2 separate regions of the Homo sapiens genome follow, and region 2 is linked to region 1. Evidence: read pairs that join two places in POLR2A ChIA-PET (ENCODE). Cell type or tissue: Panc1. All regions are shown on one strand.

Region 1 (2,500 bases):
CACTCCAGCCTGGGCAACAAGAATGAAACTCTGTCTCAAAAAAAAAAAAAAAAAAAAAGAGGTTCTTAGGAACCTGTATTACTAAAAGGATGAGAATATTGGTTAATGTTCTTTATAAGTAAATGGTCAGTTCTGAGGTTCTTAAGCAGTTGATTTTAAGTAGGCCAATATGGGGCGACTGCTTTGTAAATGGCACTTCTTAGAATTTGTATGGTTCATAGTTTGCAAGGCCATATGTAGCGGCCCTCTGTAAATTTGTTAGGACTTAATTTTATCTAGTGCTAAAGTTTTTTCTTTCTTTTTTTGAGACAGGTTCTCTGTTACCCAGGCTTGTGTGCAGTGGTGCAGTCATGTCTCACTGCAGCCTTGACTTCCCAGGCTCAAGTAATCCCCCCACCTCTGCCTCCTGAGTAGCTGGGACTGCAGGCATTTGCCACCATGCTCGGCTAATTTTTAAACTTTTTGTAGAAATGGGGTCCCATTATGTTGCCCTGGCTGGTCTCAAACTCATGACTCAAACGTTCCTCCTGGCCTGGCCTCCCGAAGTGTTGGGATTATAGGCATGAGCCACCTCACCCAGCCAGTTTTTTCTTTTTTCAAAGTCCTGTGAGAATTTTCATGAACTTCAAATTAGTCAACTCTTAAGTCTTTCAGGTCTTACCACATTCTTAATCACATAATGTATTTTACATTACTCTAAGTATTTCTCATAATATATTTTATCTTCTCAACAACTTTGTGAGATAAGTGAAACAAGTACACAAGCCACTTTATAGGTGAGGAAACGAAAGCACAGTGAAGTCTAATAAGCTTCTCAACTCCAACAGGTAGTTGGCAGAACCCTAATGTTAGCCTAGTGTTCTTGCAAGGAACCACACTTAGCATAAAAGAAAATGCAGTTATTTTAAATTATCCAAGATTCCACAATGTGTAGTGCTAGTTAACTCTTTGGAACCTTTTAACTCAAAGACATTAGTAGTTGTTTATTGGCTGGTTAAGTTAAGACATGTCACTTAACTCTTTATCTACTTTTCAGTGGGTATTTTCAGTAAACTTTTGCTGGAGAGGAAGAAAGTTCCTTATAAGCAAATGAATCTTTGGGAAGATATAGTTTATTGCATATCAAGTATTTGAACAGTGCAGTCATGAACTGGAATGAAATTTTAGTTTCAAAGCAATTTTAAAGGTTTATATAAAAAGGGCTTTCATTAGATTTGATTGTATTAAATCTTAAATCACTGAATGATTTAAAATGGATAGTTATAGAAACTGATATTAATACAATTTACTGACAGTAACTAAGTTGAATATAACAGTTACCTTGTTTTACTATTTTTTACTCAATTTAGAATAAAATTCACCTAAATTCCTCTGTCTTTGCCCCATAGCTTGCTCAGTATGAACCACCTCAGGAGGAGAAGCGTGCTGAATAGGATTCTTCTCAGTTTGAAAGACAATGAAAAATGGTTTTGTATGACTTGAATAGTTTGTATAGTATATAATCTTTTCTGAACAGATGCTATAGAACTCTTTTAATATGTTTAATTCACCTATCACACTCTGTTAAAAACACATAGAATCATCAATAAAAACTCAATATAACTTTCTTTGGGTCTTAAAGCAGGAGAATCCAAAGTAAATCCTGAACAAAACCTAAACACAGCCATCTAACTCATTACCTTAAAAGACATTCTGTTTATTAGTCTGATTAGGAATGATGGCACTGGTTGTATTTTAGCCAAGACAGTTTAGCATGGAGCTATTCCTTGGTGCAGTTCAGGATATGAACACAGGTACAGTCATTCTTTGAAGGTGACACTGTTCTGTATATTCCCTATAGGCAGCTGGAGAGATCTGTGTGACACAAGATGCTTTTGTACGGGTTCCCATGAATCTTCTGCTCTTGTTTGTGTGACATGGAACAAATAACTTCTTTGCCACCACTTTGCCTTAGATAACTGTGTGTGTGTGTGCCAGTTTGAACTCTGACACCACATTTTCCTTCTATGCAATCATGCCTGTCTGATAATCTTGCATTGCTTTCCTCTGAGCTTTAGTGGGTCCTAGTTGCACACTGGCCTTTCTGTGCTGTTTTTCAATTTGCCTAATAATAGCAGTTACCCTGATTGTAATTTATGTAACTTTAAACAGGATCACACTGTACCCCCTGCCTGCCTTATTTGCTTACTGAGCACAGGACAGAGGCAATATACAACTCTGGGTTCACACACAAGCTGAGATGAGAAGAGGAATGAGCCATATATTGGGGAAAATCATAGTTTGTAGGTATAATTATATAGTGCTTTTCTCCCTCAAAGTATTTTTCTAGCCTTGAATTCATTTTATCTTCATTATCCCTGTGAAGTAGGTGGGACAAGTATAAGGGGAAGAGGGGTGCTGAATTTTTAGGCCAAAGACTGATATTAATACAAATCACTCACTAACTGTAGAGCCTTGGGCATTATCAGTGAACTACTCTGAGATTTACTGTCTTCATCTG
Region 2 (2,500 bases), 310 kb before region 1:
TTCCTTCCCCTACACCCCTTAAATACGGCACCTTCAGAGGCTCTGAAGTCTTCCCACAACAGCTTAAGAAAAAAAAAAGAGAGAGAGAAAAGGCAGCCTTAATCAAAAGCGCTTTTCTTCTGGCAAACAAAAGGCCTTGGTATTTCCACAGACAGACTAGTTATTCTTAACCCTAACCAAAGATTCTTTGGCAGAGAAAGAAATATGAAAATGTTAGGCTTCTGGGAATGGCCTGTGCTTTGGGCTCTTGTATCCCACTCAGTAAAGCCAGCCTACTGAAAAACAAACACAGCCGCCCCTCAGTAACTCTGGACCTTCAGTTAACTCCAGGGTCTAGGTCTGGAGAGAGAAATAACAGAGTCTCTACTCCTGATTGTCTAACCCTCTTCCCTCCCTGCCCAGAGGGGACTGTTCAACAGTTTTTCAAATACACTAGGAAAAACACATCTGAAGATACAGACACAGAACAATCAAATTCTGACAGTGAAGGAAATGCAACAAGTGGTAGGTGGAAGAGGATAGAAATCAGGCCTAAACCCTGAACTCTCTCACTAGCCTCTCTGCTTCTTACTCCAAATCTACAGGTTTGGCATTTCCTAAGTGAATGTTTAAGATCTAGCAATTGTTTCCAGTGCTTTTTCTTTCTTTCTTTCTTTTTTTTTTTTTTTTGAGATGGAGTCTGGCTCCATCACCAGGCTGGAGTTCAGTGGTGCAATCTCTGGTCACCGCAACCTCCGCCTCCCAGGTTCAAGTGATTCCCCTGCCTCAGCCTCCCGAATAGCTGGGACTACAGGCATGCGCCACCACATCCAGTTAATTTTTTGCATTTTAGTAGAGACGGGATTTCACCATGTTGGCCAGGATGCTCTCGATCTCCTGACCTTGTGATCCACCCGCTTCGGCCTCCCAAAGTGCTGGGATTATAGGCAAAGCCACCGCGCCCGGCCTCCAGTGCTTTTTCTACTCCACACTGGGTTTTGTAAGCAGTGTGTGGCCCTGAATGGTCCTAAGTGGTCTTTATTTTCCTAGCAAGGTAGAGAGAAATTAAAAGTATTCTGTTAAATGGGTCAGCAAGGACAAAAAAGGGAGGAGGGCTGTCTGCCAGAAGGCAAGAAGGCCCCAGCAGCACTAACCCAAGTATATCTGGGCTAACTCAGAATCTGTGACATGCCAACCTCACCCCTTGCATGAACACAGTAACGTTACTATAATAAAGTCTCTGAAGCTTTTATACTCAGTCAGTAAGCACCTTCTCCTTGCTGCCTTGCCCAGGATATAGTGAACAAAACTACTAAGAGGGCACAGGCCTGATGGCTCATCTCCTAGCAGCCAGGACTCTGTTAGAGTGGTGAACAAGAACAGCCACGTATGAAAAGTGGCAGCCTGGCCTTGAAATCCCCAGAGTGAGCAGACAAATTAATGTGTGATTAGTATCTATAATGGTACCAAATCTTGAGGAGTTAAACCATGAGGTAATAAGGCCCCACATGGCTCTGACCTCTGGATCCTCTCTGATTACTCTGGAAGTAGGTCCTATTCTTGTTCCCAGGCAGGTATGAAAGGCCCAGGGAGTGAAAGGCACTGTTTAGCCAAGCTCAACCCATGAGCAAGTTTCAAATGTCTGGCATATAGTAGGCTCTCAAATATTTGTTGAATGAATAAATGAATAAAACATTTCATCTTCAACTGCTATAATCAATTCTTTCCTACAGCCAAAGGGATAGAGGGATTATCAGAGAATTCTAGGCAGTGGGGAAAAAAAACTTTTCCCTGCCACTCCCTGGATAACATGGTCTTATTTTGCAAAGAATAATGCTCCCTTCTATATAAAATTCATTACTTGACTGTCCTCCCACAGAGCTGGATAACAGTCCACACTATCCTAAATCAAGCACAATGGCTCTTCTGCAGCTGATGTGCAACATTCAGAGTCCCCTGAAAGATGGCAGAGCACACTCAGGGAGGTTTCCACCGTAGCATTTTAAAAAATAATAGCAACTTGAAACAATCCAAATATTCAACAATAAATGAATGGCTAAATGAAGCCATTATCAACAAGATAACTTAAAATTATAATGTCTGGGCCGGGCGTGGTGGCTCACGCCTATAATCCCAGCACTTTGAGAGGCTGAGGCGGGCGGATCACGAGGTCAGGAGATCGAGACCATCCTAGCTAACATGGTGAAACCCCGTCTCTACTAAAAATACAAAAAAATTAGCCGGGCGTGGTGGCGGGTGCCTGTAGTCCCAGCTACTCGGGAAGCTGAGGCAGGAGAATGGCGTGAACCCGAGAGGCAGAGGTTGCAGTGAGCCGCGATAGCACCACTGCACTCCAGCTTGGGCGACAGAGCGAGACTGTGTCCAAAAAAGAAAATTATAATGTCTGTAACGAAACACTTAAAAAATCCTTATAATGTTACATGGAAAAGGCATGTAAATATGTGCATATGCTAAGTGAAAGAAGCCAGAGACAAAAGGCCACATGACTAAATTTATATAA

What was found. ChIA-PET counts read pairs that join two places held together with the same protein. Peaks named below come from ENCODE experiments on the same cell type or tissue, not always from the same donor. Only the 100,000 strongest peaks of a DNase experiment are listed, where the experiment ranks them.
Region 2: POLR2A ChIA-PET joins it to region 1 with 9 read pairs; 2 of 35 experiments call an interaction of 5 or more read pairs at or near these places.

Annotation. Positions count from the first base shown.
Region 1 is chr1:38,863,603-38,866,102 of GRCh38, reverse strand. It overlaps MYCBP (MYC binding protein), which reads left to right. Exons shown (of 5, transcript NM_012333.5): 5 at 1,389-2,500. The coding sequence ends at 1,433. All of the region lies in intron 1 of RRAGC-DT (RRAGC divergent transcript), which reads right to left. GJA9-MYCBP (GJA9-MYCBP readthrough) reads left to right here. Exons shown (of 3, transcript NR_037637.1): 3 at 1,389-2,500. Among named protein-coding and RNA genes, the nearest start is that of RRAGC-DT, 5.0 kb to the right of the region's middle. In Panc1, no CTCF peak of the experiment used is centred here; no DNase peak of the experiment used is centred here.
Region 2 is chr1:39,171,508-39,174,007 of GRCh38, reverse strand. It overlaps a transcript of MACF1 not described here. Among named protein-coding and RNA genes, the nearest start is that of MACF1, 32 kb to the left of the region's middle. RefSeq lists an enhancer at 1,689-2,215. In Panc1, a CTCF peak has its summit at 714; no DNase peak of the experiment used is centred here; H3K27ac peaks cover 2,259 bases.